Regions from separate parts of the Homo sapiens genome. Here region 1 is linked to region 2. Evidence: chromatin loops called from intact Hi-C (ENCODE). Cell type or tissue: spleen. All regions are shown on one strand. Each heading gives the region's core, and the rest is flanking DNA. Links, peaks and the distances in the headings are about the cores only. Region 1 overlaps TCF3 (transcription factor 3). Region 2 has its middle 20 kb from the start of TCF3.

Evidence for each region. Peaks named below come from ENCODE experiments on the same cell type or tissue, not always from the same donor. Only the 100,000 strongest peaks of a DNase experiment are listed, where the experiment ranks them.
Region 1: it touches region 2 in a loop (2.7-fold over the local background); 12 of 110 quality-filtered maps call a loop at or near these places.

The regions. Positions count from the first base shown.
Region 1 is chr19:1,620,810-1,628,809 of GRCh38, forward strand. TCF3 (transcription factor 3) reads right to left here. Exons shown (of 19, transcript NM_003200.5): 6 at 6,550-6,617; 7 at 4,767-4,899; 8 at 3,142-3,191; 9 at 1,504-1,606; 10 at 1,245-1,414; 11 at 1,029-1,161; 12 at 324-382; 13 at 159-237. Among named protein-coding and RNA genes, the nearest start is that of UQCR11, 19 kb to the left of the region's middle. RefSeq lists an enhancer at 5,545-6,046. In spleen, for the core only: a CTCF peak has its summit at 3,787 (motif pointing right); a DNase peak (open chromatin) is centred at 3,853; H3K27ac peaks cover 1,591 bases.
Region 2 is chr19:1,667,144-1,677,631 of GRCh38, forward strand. No RefSeq gene overlaps it. Among named protein-coding and RNA genes, the nearest start is that of TCF3, 20 kb to the left of the region's middle. RefSeq lists enhancers at 1-428, 1,801-2,551, 5,231-5,758 and silencers at 815-864, 4,707-5,406. In spleen, for the core only: CTCF peaks have their summits at 5,071 and 5,273; a DNase peak (open chromatin) is centred at 4,989; H3K4me3 peaks cover 2,696 bases; H3K27ac peaks cover 2,434 bases; H3K27me3 peaks cover 7,275 bases.

The sequences.
Region 1 (8,000 bases), core at 1-8,000, 47 kb before region 2:
GGGCCATCTGCTCCCTCCCCGCTGCCTGCCTATCCCAGCAAGGTGCAGACACCAGAACCAGCCTCCCCTCCCCCGCAAAGCCTTCACAGACCTCAGCCTCCCCTCCCCCCAAACCCTCACAGACCTCAGCCTCCCCTCCCCCCAAAACCCTCACAGACCTGCCAGGCCCTGGGGGGAGCCCACGGGGGTAGAAGGGCTGGACGAGAAGTTATTGCTTGAGTGATCCGGGGAGTAGATCTGCGAGGAGGACCAGGAGAGATGGGCGGTCAGGGGCCGGCCTCTCAGGTCACTTGCCTGGCCACCCCCCATGCCCCACGCCTCACCGAGGCCAGTGCTTTGCCGAGGGCATCCCCGGAGCTGCCAGCTGTGGTCCCTCGGGAGCCTGTGGGTGAAGAGAGGTGAGGCCCACGCAGCCCGGCCTGGGTGCTGCCGCCGACGGCAAGCTCTCCTGCGTTCTGCCGTCCTGCACAGACACTGCTGCGCCAGGGAGAGCAGCCTGACTCGGGTCCGGTTTCTGTCTGACCCCCTGAAACCAGCCTCTGCAGGGGTTGAGGCACTGGGGACAGGCCACTGGCAGGGGACCCTGGGTGGGTGAGTCCCCTTCTGGGCCTGGGTGGGTGAGTCCCCCTCTGGGCCTGGATGGGTGAGTCCCTCTCTGGGCCTGGGTAACTGAGTCCCTCTCTGGGCCTGGGTGGGTGAGTCCCTCTCTGGGCCTGGGTGGGTGAGTCCCTCTCTGACCCTGGGTGGGTGAGTCCCTCTCTGACCCTGGGTGGGTGAGTCCCTCTCTGAGCCTCTTTCCCAGCTGTAAGGCGGGAAAGCCGCTCCTCAAAGATCTGTTTCCAGACATCCCAAGCCCAACGCACGTGGCAGGCCCTGCAGACAGCGGACAATGAGAACTGACAACAACCCGCTCTCAGGGCCAGCAGACGCGCCTGCGCCTCCCGTGGAGTCCTCGCCACCCCCCACCCAGACCCTGCCTGGAGCCCAGTGTCCCCTCGGAGAGGCCGCATCCCAGGGAGGGGCCATACCCAGGAGGCTGTCGGCCCCGCTGACAGGCGGCGTGTGGCTGGAGACGCCGCCGTACGTGGCTCCGGGGGCTGAGGAGAAGGAGGATGCAGATGGGAGCCCACCGTTCACCTCTGCTCCATGCAGCTGGTAGCCCTGGGGGGTCAGGCAGGAGGAGGGTGGGTTAGATGGGCACTGCCACCCTCCGCCCACCCCCTGCCCCCTGCCCTGGGTCCTACCATACGCTCGTGCTGGTGCAGGCCACCAAACGTGCTGCTGCTTCCACTGCTGCCCACCGGGCCGCTACCGGGCGGGAGGGGCAGCGGGGATGAGCCCCCACCCAGCATGGGCCCGAAGCCCGCCTGGCCCGGGGGACTCCAGAGCTCGGCTGAGGGGTGCAGGCTGCCATCTGTGGAGGGGAGCTGGTAAGGTGGGGGCCGAGTGGGGAACCCCAGCCCTGCCCTACCGTCCCTGGCGAGCCCCCGCCCTGCCATGTACCTGCCACGTAGAAGGGGGCGGGATAGGTGCTGCTGGGGGTCTTGGCGGACGGGTAGGCGGTGGCATCCCTGCCGTAGTCCTCACCTGAGCTGGGTGGGTACACCTGCGGGCGGGTGGGCGGTGGGGGGTGCAGTCAGGACGGAGGGACCACGATCAGCCCATGCACCTTGCCGGCCTCCTGTCCCCTCCTGGTAGCACATCTACCACCCCGTTTCCCTTCCCTGTAAAGCCACCCCCCTTTAGGTAAATCCCAGCCCCTGGCCAAGTTTGAGGTTCTTATGATGTCCTGGTCTCTCTCTCCTACTCCTTTTCCAGCCCCCACCTCCCGCCTCCCTGAACTTCTGACCTTTGTACTTGAGGACTTGGATCTGGCTCTGCCTACTAAACCTTTTTCCTCCTTAATCCAGAAAACTCCTATCGACCCATCAAAACCCCAGCTCCAACACCCCATCCCATCCTTCTCCCTTGTTCCCCAGCTGGAATCAATCTTCCAGTGCTGAGCTTCCCTTGGTCCCAGAGCAACATTCGTCCTTCACTAAAGTAACAGGAAGAGGGGTCTGTGAGTAGCGCCAGCTCTGACTGGTTGGCACTGCCTGGACTGTGGGGCTGGGGCCTGTTGGTAACGTCTGCTGCTGTGCTGGAGCGGGAAGTATGCTGGGTGGGCCTGATGTTGTAATAAACTGGGGGGCGGTTTCAGGGCAGAGAAAGTGCACCCTGGGGAAGGAGGGGAGTGAGTGATACTGTTGGGAGCAGAGCCTGACCACGCCTTTGGCCTGGGAAGTCAACCTGACTCTAACCCCGAACCCAGGCCTGTGGGGAGCTGGTCGGCTGGAGGGGTGAGGAGATGTATGCCCAGGGCTCTTGGGGCCAGCACAGGCACTGGGCAGAGGGTGGTTGGTGGCTACTGAGCCAGGGAATCGGCAAATTCCCTCTCCCTCCAGCGAGATGAGACCGCAGGAGTGTGGCACAGCAGCCTGGACCATCTGCGAGGCCTGGTAGGGAGGCAGGGATGCGGGGCAGCCTGAAGCTGTGAGGATGTAACAGGGAGCCCCAATTGCGGCACCCCCCGCTTTTTTTTTTTTTTTTTTTGAGACAGAGTCTCACTCTGTTGCTCAGGCTGGAGGGCAGCGGCATGATCTTGGCTCACTGCAACCTCCGCCTCCTGGGTTCAAACGATTCTTCTGCCTCAGCCTCCCAAGTAGCTGGGATTACAGGCACGCACCACCACGCCCGGCTGATTTTTGTATTTTTAGTAGAGATGGGGTTTCACCATGTTGACTAGGCTGATCTAGAACTCCTGACCTCAGGTGATCCACCCACCTCGGCCTCCCAAAGCGCTGGGATGACAGGCATGAGCCACCACACCCAGCACAATTGTGCCCTTTCTAAAGGGGCCTCAGCCACCAGGACTGCCTTTCTCTCAAAACAAGACAGACAGAGGCTGGACCTAGGGAAGGACTTCCCCGCCTTCCCTTGGAGGCGGCCTCGGGTCAGAGCTCAGATCTTGGCTCAGAAATCACAGGGGGCCTGTCCACTCAGGGCCCACCCCGCCATGTGTGTTCCCAAGCTTCGCCAGGACACAGGGCCTGGCACTGCCACTGACGAGCTGTGGGGTCCCTTCTCCCTCGTGCGACTCACCGAGGATGGAAGACCCGGCGGGACCTTCCGGACCTTCTTGGGCTGCGTGTCTGTTAGAAGCAAAAGGGGTGAGAACCGGCCACCGGCCATGAGAACAACCCCTGCCCTACACCCTGGAGGAGAGACCCTCACAATTCCCGTTTCATATATTAAAAACCTCGGGTCGGCTGGGTGCGGTGCCTCATGCCTGTAATACCAGGACTTTGGGAGGCCAAGGCAGGCAGATCACGAGGTCAAGAGATCAAGACCATCCTGGCCAACACAGTGAAACCCCGTCTCTACTGAAAATACAAAAAGTAGCCGGGCGTGGTGGCGGGTGCCTATAATTCCAGCTACTCGGGAGGCCGAGGCAGGAGAATCACTTGAACCCGGGAGGCAGAGGCTGCAGTGAGCCGAGATCGTGTCACTGCACTCCAGCCTGGGGACAGAGAAAGACTCCGTCTCAAAACACAACAGCAGCAGCAGCAACAACAACAAAAAGCCCCGGGTCTATTTATACGGCTCCAAAGATGTCGAAGAACCACGATGGTTTTCTCCCGCGACGCGCAGTTTGGAAAACGAGGAGTTGGTGGATTCTAAGCCAAGGCTCTGCTGAGAAGCCCCTTGGCCCCACCCTCCTTCCAAGATGGCCCCGACTATCCCACGCAGTCAGGCTTCACCACTAGGGGCTGCTGTTTGCAAACTCGCCTACAGGATAAAATCCGTAACCCGGAAACCAGCACTCAGGCGCCTTCCTGATCACTCACGGACGTGCGCACAGTGGGAAAAGTTCGAGTGGCCCAGGCGCATGTGCCCAGCCAAGGCGGAACAGAGGCCTCCTCCCGCATCATGGGGCTCCTGTCCTTGGTCTATTCAGAGCCACGATCTTTTACGTTTTTGTGCTTTTTGTGGGTGATTTCACGCTTATTTTTTTCAGGCAGGGTCTTGCGCTGTTGCTCAGGCTGGAGTACAATGGTGCGATCGCAGCTCATTGCAGCCTCGAACTCCCAGGGTCAAACCATCCTCCTGCCTCAGCCTCCTGAGTAGCTGGGACCACAGGTGTGTGCCACCATACTTAGCTAATTTTTAAAATTTTTCGCAAAGATGGGATCTCCCTATGTTGCCCAGAATGGTTTGCAACTTTTGGCCTCAAGTGATCCTCCTGTCTCGGCCTCCAGAGAAGCTGGGACCCCAGGTGAGTGCCGCCATGCCTGGCGACTGTGCTGCCTGGAATGGGCCCCGGGTAGTTCAAGGCGCCGTCCAGTGCTCCTGAGCCCGAGGCTGTGACGTGCCTCGCGGGGGATGCCCGCGTGTGCAGCAGGGCTCAGTGCAGAGGAGCCACGATGCAGCCCCATGAGGCATCTGACACAGAAAGCACATGGCAGAGCCCGTGCCCGTCAGCTGCAGGAACCTCGGGACCAGAGGCTCGTAGGAACCTCTCCCTGGACGTGCCACGCCCGCCGGCCCCTGCCTCGACCCCCCGTCACCGTCCATCCCTCCCACGGCCCGAGCGCCCGACGTCCAGCCAGGACCTGGAAGGTGCGGGGTCTGCTCCCTCTGGTGCCCTCAGCTAACGGGAAGCCTCCTACCTCCCTTTGCAGGCTCCCTCCCAGAAGCCCCCGATGCCCCGGCCAGACCCCGCTCACCTAGGCTGCCGTCTGCCGCTCTCCGCCGGGAGCTGCCGGAGTAGGAGGGGTAGTACTGGGAGGTCCCCTTCATGCCCGAAGGGGACAGGGGCCCGGGGCTGTTGAGGGCCAGCTCGCCTGACAGGAAGCCAGCCTGGTGGGGAGCGGATGGTCAGAAAGCGCCCAGCTGGCATCCAGACCCCAGGCTGTTCCATTCAAGAAAAAACTGCAAAGGCCGAAGCCACTCAGACCCGCCCTGCAGTGGGTGATGCCCCTTCTGCCTGTCACGGTGTTTCTCTGTGACACCTGCTGTGTTTTTCTGACTTGAGACTGACCGCATCCCACACTGCTGTTTTCACGAAGAACGAAAGACTGAGAAACAGATACCAGTGTGGCCAACCCAAGGGGCTGCTCCCCCGATTCTGAGACGCAAAGTACAAAGCTGCGTGGCTAAGCGTCTGTGCACCCGGCTGCTTCCTATCTTTTTGGTTTTGTTTTGTAAAGCCCTCGGTTGGATTCTGTACATGTTAGTGTGAAACGGGCTTTCTTCCTGGGGAGCCAGGGCTGCCCTGAGCCGGGTCCCGGAACTGACTCCTGCATTTCATCCGTTCTAAGGCCGGGCACGGTGGCTCACACCTATTATCCCAGTACTTTGGGAGGCTGAGGCGGGCGGATCACCTGAGGTCGGGAGTTCAAGACCAGCCTGACCAACATGGAGAAACTCCGTCTCTACAAAGAATACAAAATTAGCCGGGTATGGTGGCACATGCCTGTAATCCCAGCTACTCAAAAGGCTGAGGCAGGAGAATCGCTTGAACCCAGGAGACAGAGGTTGCGGTGAGCCAAGATTGCGCCATTGAACTCCAGCCTGGGCCATGAGCGAAACTCCGTCTCAAAAAAAAAAAAAAGAATCATCTGTTCTATCATCATCCAGTGGCCCCACGGGGTGGCCCAGCGCCCAGGACAGGGCCTTCTCCCGAGGCCCGGCCTGTCCTGAGCCCGCACCCTGTGTGGCCACCGCGGGGCTCGATGAGTCACCCGGGAGCGCCAGAGAGCAGGGCCCGAGCCCTAGTTCTGCTTCTCGGATGGGGAGCCCGGGCACTTGCGTATTCCTGTCTGTAAAATGGGCACGTAGGCCGCGGCCCCTCGTTGCGGGGACTGATAGGGAAACGCGCATCTGCCCCTGGCGCAGAGCCTGGCACCCGGCTGGCCCCCTCCATCACTATGGCTACTGTTGCTCTGGCTTGGGCACAGTGAGCACACAGACGGCCCCACCTGTGACAAGGCCGAGCCCCACCGAGAGCTAGGAGCTGACGGCGGGGACAGAGATGAAGTCCTGGGGTGAGGGAGGAACCCTGGGGGTGCCCAGCACCGGAGGCTGCATGGGACCCCTGTGGCTGGTCACAGCCCCCAACATCCTCCCCCAGCCTCACAACCAGGGCCAGCGTGGGTGAGGATCTCGGCTGCACAGGGGCCTGTTGTATGGGCTCCCCAGGGGGTCCACACCTGCAAAGCCCTGCTGCATGGCCTGTTTTCCTGCCTGCCACTCAGAGGAGAGGGCAACCGAGCCCCTCCAGCTAAGCATGGCAGCCCTGCAGGCCTTGGCCTCCCTGGTCCTCACCTACCTCCCCTCTGCTCCCGGTCCACACCCACCCAGCCCACCCTGGCCCAAGCCCAGCCTGGTTTCGCTATCAGGAAGCAAACATAACCTAGCTAAGCCAGGAGAGCTTCTGCAGATCAGAGAGGGTGGGTGACAGATTTGTTTAAAATCAAAATACACCCCAGCCCGGCCCGAGCCCCTCACCTGAGTCAGGCCGCCCACGCCTGCGTCTCTCCCGAAGGAGGCATAGGCGCCCCGCTCACCGCTCTTGCCTGCAAGGGGAGAAGGAAGGTTAGTGGGAGGCGACCCCAAGGAACATCCTGAGGGCCCCCGAGTGCCTGCCATGTGCCTACAATAGGCTCTCAGTAAGTGCACACGACTGAGAGCGCCACGGCAGGATGCTGGCAGAGCCTGACCCCAGTGTGCCCATCTCGGGGAGCCCTGGCCCCAGTATGCCCATCTCCCGCAGAGCCCTGCCCTCAGTGTGCCCATCTCCTGCCCAATGACAGGCTTGGGGACAAGAAGGGGTCCCCGATGATTTCGGGGCCAACTCTGAGCATCTGCAGCCCACAGAAGCCCTGCCCAGGGGGTGGGGCGGAAAGGGGACAGCAGAGCTCACGGGGTGAGGTGGGAAGGGGACAGCAGAGCTCACAGGGGGTGAGGCGGGAAGGGGACAGCAGAGCTCACAGGGGGTGAGGCGGGAAGGGGACAGCAGAGCTCACAGGGGGTGAGGCGGGAAGGGGACAGCAGAGCTCACAGGGGGTGAGGCGGGAAGGGGACAGCAGAGCTCACAGGGGATGAGGCGGGAAGGGGACAGCAGAGCTCACGGGGTGAGGCGGGAAGGGGACAGCAGAGCTCACAGGGGGTGAGGCGGGAAGGGGACAGCAGAGCTCACAGGGGGTGAGGCGGGAAGGGGACAGCAGAGCTCACGGGGGTGAGGCGGGAAGGGGACAGCAGAGCTCACAGGGGATGAGGCGGGAAGGGGACAGCAGAACTCACGGGGTGAGGCGGGAAGGGGACAGCAGAGCTCACGGGGTGAGGCGGGAAGGGGACAGCAGAGCTCACAGGGGGTGAGGCGGGAAGGGGACAGCAGAGCTCACGGGGGTGAGGCGGGAAGGGGACAGCAGAGCTCACGGGGTGAGGCGGGAAGGGGACAGCAGAGCTCACAGGGGATGAGGCGGGAAGGGGACAGCAGAGCTCACAGGGGGTGAGGCGGGAAGGGGACAGCAGAACTCACGGGGTGAGGCGGGAAGGGGACAGCAGAGCTCACAGGGGGTGAGGCGGAAAGGGGACAGCAGAGCTCACAGGGGATGAGGCGGGAAGGGGACAGCAGAGCTCACAGGGGGTGAGGCGGGAAGGGGACAGCAGAGCTCACGGGGGTGAGGCGGGAAGGGGACAGCAGAGCTCACGGGGGTGGGGCAGGAAGGGGACAGCAGAGCTCACAGGGGGTGAGGCGGGAAGGGGACAGCAGAACTCACGGGGTGAGGCGGGAAGGGGACAGCAGAGCTCACAGGGGGTGAGGCGGAAAGGGGACAGCAGAGCTCACAGGGGATGAGGCGGGAAGGGGACAGCAGAGCTCACAGGGGGTGAGGCGGGAAGGGGACAGCAGAGCTCACAGGGGATGAGGCGGGAAGGGGACAGCAGAACTCACGGGG
Region 2 (10,488 bases), core at 964-8,963:
CACCACGCCTGGCTAATTTTTTGTATTTTTAGTAGAGATGGGGTTTCACCATGTTAGCCAGGATGGTCTCGATCTCCTGACCTCGTGATCTGCTCGCCTCGGCCTCCCAAAGTGCTGGGATTACAGGCGTGAGCCGCCGTGCCCGGCCGACCCTGAGCTTTATTTTGTCTCGGAGGACTCCACTGCCCTCCATGTCCGGCCTCCCGAGCCCCCTCTGCCCACCTCCCTCCAGCTGCGCTGGCCACCTCCTCGCTGCTGCTTGGACACCGTTTTCTCCCTGTGACCTCAGGGTCTGTGCCCAGGATGTCCCTCGGCCGGGAGCCGTTCCTCCCCACTCTCAGGCCCCTTTGCCGGTGTATCATCAGTTTATCGTTCCTCCCACTCTCAGGCCCCTGTTTCTCCCCCTTGCGCCTGTGGGGCTTGCCTGGCTCTGTAAGGGGAGCCCCGGGCCCAGCCTGGCCGCCCCACACCTCCAGCATCCATCTGGGGCCTGACACACAGTAGGTGCTCCATAAATGCACAGGCTAAGTTGGGGGGTTCCCCATCTTACAGGTGAGGAAACTGAGGCTCCGAAGAGGGCGGCCTGACAGGCATCTGGGAGCCCCGGCCCAGGCGAAGGTATTTCCTCCTGGCCCAGGGCGCCGTGGGGTCCCGGGGCAGCTGGTGGGGCCGCCAAAGGGTGGCCGTGTGTGTGGCGGTGGCAGCTGGGGCTCTGGCAGTGGGGGAGGGTGGGCGGGAGGCAGCAGCTGGTGGCTGGCCCCAGGCCAGCTGGAGCCTGTGCAGAGGGAGGGCGCTGGGTCGGCTCACGCTGCCTCTGGGTCCCCTTCTGAGTCCCCCTCAGCCTTTCTCGGTTGGTCTCCATCTCTGTCTTTGTCTCTCTGTCTCTGTCTCTTTCTGTCTGTTTCTCTCTGTCTTCTTTCTCTGTGCTCTCTCTGTGTCAGCCTCCCTGTCTCTGTCTCTTTCTCTTCCCCATCTCTGTCTGTCTTTTTGTCTCTGTCTCTGTTTCTTTCTGTCTCTGCGTATCTCTTTCTGTCCCTCTGTCTCTGTCAGTCTCTCTGTGTCTGTGTGTGTCTCCATCTCTCTCTGTCTCCATCTCTCTCGTTGTCTCTCTGTTTCTCTTTATCTCTTTCTGTCTCTCTCTGCCTGTCTCTCTGCCTCTCTGTCTCTCTGTTTCTCTGCCTGTCTCTCTCTCTGCCTCTCTGTATCTCTATCTCTCTGTCTCTTTGTCTGTTTCTGTTCTTCTCTGTCTCCTTCTCTGCTTCTCTGTCTCCTTCTCTTTCTGTTCCTATCTCTTGTCTTTTTCTCTGTCTCTCTCTGCCTCTCTGTCTCCCTCTGTCTCTGCCTCTCTCTCCTTCCCCTTCACACTGGGGACTCCCCTGACTGGCCCGGACAGGGGCTGGTTACACTGCTGCACCCTCTCTTCCAGACCTCCCGCTCCACCCCACTCCCTGCTGCCTGCACCCCTGCGTCAGCCAGCACCTCTGTGCTGGCATGAAGGTCTCTACCCACCGGGAGGAGCCCAGGACCCTCTCACGGGCTGGGGACCCTGTGCGCATCGCTCCCCCTGTGAGCCTGCATTTCCCCACATGCAGGGTGTTTGCAGAGCCCTCTCAGAGCGGTGCTCTGGGGAACCACAGGGCAGAGGTCTCAGCCCGTCGGGGCTCCCAGCCAGATGGGGAAGGAGAATTTCGAAGGAATCGCCTTACAGGCATTTGAAACTCTGCAGGCAGAGGCCAGGGGAATCCCGGGTGGAGGAGCAGGCAGGGTGAGGGCCCTGAGAGTCCCTCCCCGGGTTAGGAGCAGGCAGGGTGAGGGCCCTGAGAGTCCCTCCCCGGGCCACCCCCAGCCACACTCCCCCGTCACACAGGGAACCTGGCCCAGTTGCCCGTACCCACTGGTCCTGGGGAGGGCAGCTGGGAGGGGCTGTGTGTGCACTAGGGGGGCGGAGCTGGGACTCCCCCCAAGGACCCTCCCTTCCGGGATCTACACCCCTGATCCCCCCTCGCCAGCACATCCACCCACCACCCTCGCAGACAATAGAATTCATCACTGTAGAAACATCCTCTGGGGCTGGGGCTTAATCAGTTCCTGATTTGCATTTTTGCATATTAATGACAGCAGAGCTGCTAATTTTGGCACATGATTTTAAAGGTGCAGTAGCTCTGAAACTACGGAGGCGGTGAGGGGGTGAGGACCGGGGCCTTCCTCACCTGGCCTGGGGGGTGCTGGCCCTCAGGTTACAGGTTACAGGGTCTCTGCCCTGGGAGCGGCCCCTGCCTCTGGGAGCTGCAGGGACCCTTGGGGATTATGGGGTCCCTGCCTCTGGGGCTCACAGGAATCACAGAGTCTCTGCCACTCTATCTTTCTTTCCTTCCCTTCCCTCCCTCCCCTCCCTCCTCTCTCTCTCTCTCTCTCTCTCTCTCTCTCTCTCTCTCTCGCTCTCTCTCTCTCGCTCTCTCTTTCCTTTCTTTCCTTCCCTTCCTTCCCTCCCTTCCCTCCCTCCCCTCTCTCTCTTTCCTTTCTTTCCTTTCCTTCCCTTCCTTCCCTCCCTCCCCTCCCTCCCCTCTCTCTCCTCTCTCTCCTCTCTCTCTCTCTCTCTTTCTTTCCTTTCTTTCCTTTCCTTCCTTTCCTTCCCTCCCTCCCCTCTCTCCTCTCTCTCTCTCTCGCTCTCTCTCTCTTTCCTTTCCTTCCTTTCCTTCCCTCCCTCCCCTCTCTCTCTCTCTCTTTCCTTTCCTTTCCTTCCTTTCCTCCCCTTCCTTCCCTCCCTCCCCTCTCTCTCTCTCTCTTTCCTTTCCTTCCCTTCCTTCCCTTCCTTCCCTCCCTTCCCTCGCTTCTCTCTCTCTCTCTCCTTCCCTTCCTTCCCTTCCCTCCCTCCCCCTTCTCTCTCTCTCTTTCTTTTCTTCCCTTCCTTCCCTCCCTCCCCTCTCTCTCTCTTTCCTTTCCTTCCTTTCCTTCCCTTCCTTCCCTCCCTTCCCCCCCCTTTCCTTTCCTTCCTTTCCTTCTCTTCCTTCCCTTCCTTCCCTCCCTTCCCTCCCTCCCCTCTCTCTCTCTCTTTCGTTCCTTTCCTTCCCTTCCTTCCCTCCCTTCCCTCCCTCGTCTCTCTCTCTCTCTCTCTCTCTTTCTTTCTTTCTTTCGCTCTTGTTGCCCAAGCTGGAGTGCAGTGGCACAATCTTGGCTCACTGCAACCTCCGCCTCCCGGGTTCAAGTGATTCTCCTGCCTCAGCCTCCCGAGTAGCTGGGATTACAGGTGTGCGCCACTATGCCCAGCTAATTTTTGTTTGTTTGTTTTTTGAGACGGAGTTTTGCTCAGTCGCCCAGGTTGGAGTGCAGTGGCGCGATCTCAGCTCACTGCAAGCTCTGCCTCCCGGGTTCACGCCATTCTCCTGCCTCAGCCTTGCGAGTAGCTGGGACTACAGGCGCCCACCACTATGCCTGGCTAATTTTTTGAATTTTTTTTTAGTAGAGACGGAGTTTCACCTTGTTAGCCAGGATGGTCTCGAACTCCTGACCTCAGGCGATCCGCCTGCCTCGGCCTCCCAAAGTGCTGGGATTATAGGTGTGAGCCACCGCGCCCGGCCCATGCCCGGCTAACTTTTTGTATTTTTAGTAGTTTCACCATGTTGGCAAGGCTGGTCTCGAACTCCCGACCTCAGGAGATCCGCCCACCTCGGCCTCCCAAAATGCTGGGATTACAGGCATGAGCCACCGCGCCCGGCCCACTCTTTTTCTTCTCTTTTGAGGCAGGATCTTGCTCTGTTACCCAAGCTGGAGTGCGGTGGTGCAATCATAGCTCACTGCAGCCTCCACCTCCTGGCTCAAGTGATCCTCCCACCTCCCACGTGGCTCGGACCACAGGCGTGTACCACCACACTAGCCTAATTATTTAAAATTTTGAGTTTGGGTGCCGTGGCTCACGCCTGTAATCCCAGCACTTCGGGAGGCAGAGGCTGGTGGGTCACTTGAGATCAGGAGTTGGAGACCAGCCTGACCAACATAGGGGAACCCCTTCTCTACTAAAAATACAAAAATTAGCTGGGCATGGTGGCACGTGCGTGTAATCCCAGCTACTCGGGAGGCTGAGGCAGGGAGAATCGCTTGAACCCAGGAAGCAGAGGTTGCAGTGAGCCAAGATCGCTACTGCACTCCAGTCTGGGCGACAGAGTGAAACTCCGTCTCAAAAATAAATAAATAAATACATTTTTGTAGGACAGGGGTCTTGCTATGTTTCTCAGGCTGGTCTCGAACTCCTGGGCTTAAATGAGCCTTCTGCCTCAGCCACCTAAAGTGCTGGGATTACAAGTGTGAGCCATCACGCCCTGTCTTTGCCACTCTTGCATTTGGGCATCAACGCTGGCATTGGCCAGGGGAACTGGGATTCTGGAATTTTCTCCAATTGGCTCCATCCTGAGAATCCCATATTTGGAAAGCTGTGAATTCAAGTTCCGAGTATCTTAAAACCTTTGGATTTTACCCATCGAGGCTGAGGATAGTAAGAATATTTACCGGCCAAGAATATCACTTTAAAAAAAAATCAAAACAAACCTTTGTATTCTCTGTCCTAGGTAGACCCTAAATCCTGCCCTTGTCCTCACCTCCTGCGCTCAGATCGGAAACCTGGGACCTTTGCCTCCAAACCCCACCCCACAATCCCGCCCAGGCTCAGGACTCAGTTCCCTTCGCCCCCACCGCGCCCTCCCCCGGCCCTCTGCACCTGCCGCGTCCCGTACCCGGCCTGCTCTTCTTCACCATTGGTGCCTTTTCCTTCAACCCCACCTCCCCAGGGAAGCCCTCCTGGTGACTTCACCACGCCTGTGTGTTCAGTTATTCTCCCTCTCCCTGGGAGGTGGGGAAACCGAGGCATAGAGCGGCGAGGCTGGTGCTCACGGCCCCCCGGGGTCCTCCCCAGACCCCTCCCCTCCCTGTGGTCCGGGGGTGCATGGGGTGGGGCGCGGGGGCCTCGCTGGTCCTGGGGTTCAGTCGGGCGCGCGTGCTGCCACCTGGTGGCCAATGGGGCAAGGCCGCGGGTCCTCCCCGGGCGTCGGGGCCCCCACCCCACGGAGCCCACCCTGCGCTGGGGGAGGTGGGCTCAGGAAAGCCGCGGCCCCCGCTCGGGACGCCAGGGGTGGGGGACACGGAGCTTCGCCAGACTCCCCCAAACTCGGGCGCGTCATGGGAAGAATGGAGGGAGCTGGATGATGGGGGTCCTGCGGGCTGCCTTCCCTGGGTCTTCTGGTGTTGTCCCCGTCCCGTCCCCTTCTTACCCCTGCGTGACGCCCAGACCGAGGGAGGTGGGACTGGGACCCCCTTCCAGGGACAGAGCTGCAGCGGGTCTGGCGTCCACCAGGGCGCGCCCGCAGCCCAGAAACCCGCGGGCGCTCCCCACGTGCGCGCTCACACGTGCATCCGCGGCTACCCCAGTGCCTCGCGGCTCGGGCTTTTTTTAATTTTTATTTTATTTTTATTTTTTTGAGACGGAGTCTCGCTCTGTCACTCAGGCTGGGGTGCAGTGGCGCGATCTCGGCTCACGGCAACCTCCACCTCCCTGGTTCAAACGATTCTCCTGCCTCAGCCTCCAGAGTAGCTGGGACTACAGGCACGTGCCACCACGCCCAGCTAATTTTTGTATTTTTAGTAGAGCTAGGGTTTCACCATGTTGGTCAGGCTGGTCCCCAACTCCTGACCTTGTCATCCGCCCACCTCGGCCTCCCAAGGTGCTGGGATGACAGGCATGAGCCACCGCGCCTGGCCGGCTCAGGCATTTTGACCCGAGGCACACGTGGTCCTGTGTGGTTGGTGTGTTTCTGAATGAACAGTGTTCACGTAGATTCAGGTGTGCCACACGTGATGTATACGGGGCATGCTTATGCGTGTTCTCGCATGCTCGTGTGCATTCTAGCATGTGTGCTCACTCCTATACACAGGTTTGCATGCGTGTGCTGGCATGTCCGTGTGGGTGCACACAGAGGCTGTGACATGTTCGCTCGTTGCCACGAGCTCAGGTGTGTTTGTACATGGTCAGTCCCGTTTATACATGTGCACGCATGGGCACGTATGTGCCAGGAAGGTTCACACATACACCTTCTCATGTGCGGCCTGCTGTATCTGCACATGTGTGTCCTGGTAAACGCGTGTGTTTGCGTGTTCTGGTGTGCTTGCGCATGTTTGTGTGTGTGCATGTGGGCGCACTCACAGCCACAGCCCATGCTGGCGTCCCTGAGTGCAATGGCCCCTTATGGACTGGGTCCTACAGGACACCCCTGAGTCAGGCCCCACATACCCCAGGGCCCTCCCACAGCTCCACTGCCCCAAACCCCCTGGCCCTGTGAGCCGATCCCTGCAGCCAAAGGGTCCAGGTCGCCCCCAGTCAGCCTCTCCCTGGTCTGCCCCAACCCCCAGCTCTCCACTCGATCTCCCCCACTTCAGTGGCTGCAGCCTCCTGCACCCGCACCCTCTTCCTGCTGTGGTGGCTTCTGGGTCCGGTCCCCAGTCAGCCCCAGCTGCTGCCTGTGCCCCCAAGAGATGCAGAGCTCTTAGGAGGCAGGGCCGTGTCTGGGGTCCACGGCTGCACCCTGATCTCTGGTATCCAGCCGGCACGCGGTAACCAGGTCAGAAGCCTAACCGTCCTTCAGCCGGGCCCAGCAGCTCCCGTCGCTATGGGAAATCCATGCTCAGCTCCCACAAACCCAGCAGTCACCAGCTGGCCTCAGCCAGAGGTTCCCCTGTCACAGAGCCTGCCAAGCAGAGACCCTCCTGACACTCACTCACCCCTTCCTCTCCAGTGGTGGGGCTGGATGAGCGGGCCGCCTCCCTCCTCTTTACCGTTCCCTCTCCACCTGGCAAACTCCTATTCATCCTGTGGGGCCCTGGAACATGGGCCCCACTTCTAGGATACCTACCCCAGTCCTGGGGGTGAATGGACCAGAAGCTACCTTGGAGAGCAGACCAGGTGCCAGCTCCCAGGCTCCCAGCCCTCCTGGGTGAACTTGGGTGGTGGCAGCTGCGTCTCATTTCCAAGCCAAGCCTGTAGACAGGAGCCCAATGGCGGTTAGTCAATGGCAGACCGCCAGGGAGGGGTGAATGCTGGTTCCCAGGCTGTGTCAACATAGCCAACCAGCTGCCCAGGAGGCTCTGATGTGAGGACCGTACCCACTGCTGGTGCCTCCCTCCCTCCCTCCCTCCCTCTCTGTCTCTCCCTCCCCTCTGTCCCTCCCTCCTTTCCTTCATCCCTCCCTCCCTCTGTCCCTCTGTCACTCCCTGGCCCTGGCCACCCACACAGCCCCCAAGGGCCATCTCCTTGGCAACAGTGGCCACAAGGTCGTCTGCTGGATCAATCTCCTCTCACCCCTGCAGCCCCGACCCCGGACCCGGAAGGTGACAAGGAAGTGGGGTCAGGCCTGGCTTCCCGGGAGGGACCCAGTGTGTGTAGGACAGGGGGGGTCCTTTGGCTGGAGCAGGGGTGGCAGGACTCAGATAGGGTGAGCCGGTCCCTGTTGAGAGGGTCAGCAGGGCCAAAGGTCCGGCGAGCCCTGGGCCACACACTGCGTGTGACCCTCCCTGGGCCTCAGTTTCCCTTGAGGCACAGCCTCTCTGATGTCTGGACTCCGGGTCCAGTCCAGGACAGTCCTTTGGAGAGCCCAGTGCGTGGGAGACACAGTCCCTGGGCTGACGGTGAGAAAGGACAACGCTGCCCTCATCCCAATTTACACGCCCCGAAGACACTGGCCTCAGGCCGCTGGGCCAGGCAGTGGTCAGGGCTGGGGACCAACCAGAAAAGAAGTCACTATTACTGGCCGGGCGCGGTGGCTCACGCTTGTAATCCCAGCACTTTGGGAGGCCGAGGCGGGCGGATCACGAGGTCAGGAGATCGAGACCACGGTGAAACCCCGTCTCTACTAAAAATACAAAAAACATTAGCCGGGCGTGGTGGCGGGCGCCTGTAGTCCCAGCTACTAGGGAGGCTGAGGCAGGAGAATGGCGTGAACCCGGGAGGCGGGGCTTGCAGTGAGCCGAGATGGCGCCACTGCACTCCAGCCTGGGCGACAGAGCGAGACTCCGTCTCAAAATAAATAAGTAAATAAATAAATAAATAAAGGTCACCACTATAGCTCCTGGGCAGTCCACCACTGCTGCTTCTAGAAGATTCCACCATTGCCATTTCTGGAAGCTTCCATCTTTGTCTCTCTGGGCAGCTCCGCATTCCAGTCACCAGGGCAGAAGGAAGAAGGTGCCCTGAGGTTTTTCCCTTTGGGGAACAGGTGGGCAGGCTAGGCAGGGAGAGGACCCTCCAAGCACACGGGAGAAGCTGGCCCCCCCTCCTCGGTGGGGCGCTGGGGACACCTCCTCGGGGCGGCACAGCCCGGGTGGGGCCACCAGGCGTCCCGCGGCAGGTCGGTGAGCCGGCCCGGGAGGACTGGCATGCTGAAGACGTTTGTATGGATTCTGGGGCAGGAGGGGCGGCAGGGTCTTGGGGGGCCAGAGGCGGGAGAGGGTGGGATCGCCTGCAGAACCTAGCTCAGGCTGCTCTCTTCCTTTCCCAAGCCTCAGTTTCCCCATCCGGGCAATGGGGGAAGACGCAGATAGGGAATAGATTTGCCCTTGGCCTCCGGGGACCTCGTTTTCCGGCTGCGGCACTGCAGCTCAGAGAGGTCAGGCTGCCTGCCTAGGGCCACACAGCCTGGAGGTGGGGGCCGGCCGGGGGGCGCAGACGCGCAAAGCCTGTCCCCACCTCACGGCCCCCTCCCCGCCGGCCCGGGCGGGGCTGCTGGCCCTTTAAGAGCCTCGTTTTGGCGCCGCCTCGGGGTTATCGATCGCAGCCTTGGAAACGCGATTAGATTATCCCGGCTGGGAACGGCAGCCTGGCGGGGGCCGCGCGGGGGAAGCGCGCCGCTTCTTGTAAACGGTTCCCCGAAGGGCGCTGGGCCAGGGGCCTGGGAGGGGGCTCGTTCCCGGTGGGGGGGGCGTCCCGGTGCGGCGCGGCCCAGCGCTCCCGGGAACGGGGGATGGGTAACTGGGGCCCCCATTTTGTGTTTTGGGTTTGGAAATTGAGGCGCAGAGAGGGGTGCGCCTTTCTGCGAGGCCGCATACCCAGGAAGACGGGTTTATTTGTTCAGCTGCATTTATTGAGCGCCTAGTGTGTGCCGCGCATGCGCGGGGCCTATTAATCCGATTAGCGTTTCGCATAAAAATAGAGTCGCGGATGATGATGATGGTGATAATGAATATCCGTGCTCCTGACTCGCTCCTGCCGTGCCACCAAGCCTTTATGTGCGTTGTCTCAGATCCTCACCCCAACACTTAGAGTGGCAGAGGCCCTGGTCCCATTATACAGATGGGGAAACTGAGGCCGGAGCTCAAACAAGCCAGAGGGGCCGAACCGGGACAGGCGGGCCCCCGGCTCGCTCCTGGGAGCCTCCCTAGTAGGGTCACCGTAGAAGGAAGGGAAGGGATGGGTTGTGGGGGGAGTTGGGGACCAGCCCCTCCATCCACTGTGACCCCTTCTGCATCCGCCAAGGCCTCTGGTAGGTGCCTGAGCTGAAGCAGATGAACCCTTGAGTGTGGGAGGAAAGGATGGGCCAGCGGATGGGTGGGGGCAGGAGGAGGCCCTTCCACCACCAACTTCTGACGCCTCAGCAGAAAGGCCCCGGGCCCATGAGCTTGAGTCGGGGGCTGGTGGGCAGTGGACAGGACCAGCTTCCCTTCCACTCCGCGGTCGTTTGCTCCCACATGTGACCCCATGCCCACGGGGGGCTGGAGGGTGGGCAAGCACGCATTCGTTGAACACCTGCTGTGTGCCAGGCCCTGAACCGTCCCCCTGCCAATTGTGGCACAGTAGGAGCTGGTTCCAATGCCCACCCACATTCACCCTGATGCACCCCCAGAGACCCAGTCCAGTGGTCCCACAGTCAACGTTTGTTGATTGACCAAATGACAGTATTTTGCAATAGCAGTAAATACAAACCACTTAGACTGGACTTCACTTGGGTCTCAATGACCCTTCCTGCCCCATCGTCCCTGAAAACCTCTATCCTTCCATCGTTCCTAACATTATGGAGCACCGACTGTATGCCCCAACTACCTTCTTCATCCTCTCAGCAGCCTGTGAGGCAGGAAATATGACTGGCCTAGTCTACAGAGGGGGAAACTGAGGATCTGGGGGGTGGAGGGCCTTGTCTGAGGCCGCAGAGCCCAGAAGATGAGATTGTAAACCCAGACCCAACTGTGTCTTTTTTTTTTTTTTTCTCAGACAGAGTCTTGGTCTGTTGCCCAGGCTGGAGTGCAGTGGCATGATCTCAGCTCTCTGCAACCTCCATCTCCTGGGTTCAAGCGATTCTCCTGCCTCAGCCTCCTGAGTAGCTGGGACTACAGGCACCCGCCTCCACACCCGGCTAGTTTTTGTATTTTTAGTAGAGAGGGGGGGTTTCACCATGTTGGCCAGGCTTGTCTCGAACTCCTGACCTCAGGTGATCTGCCCGCCTCAGCCTCCCAAAG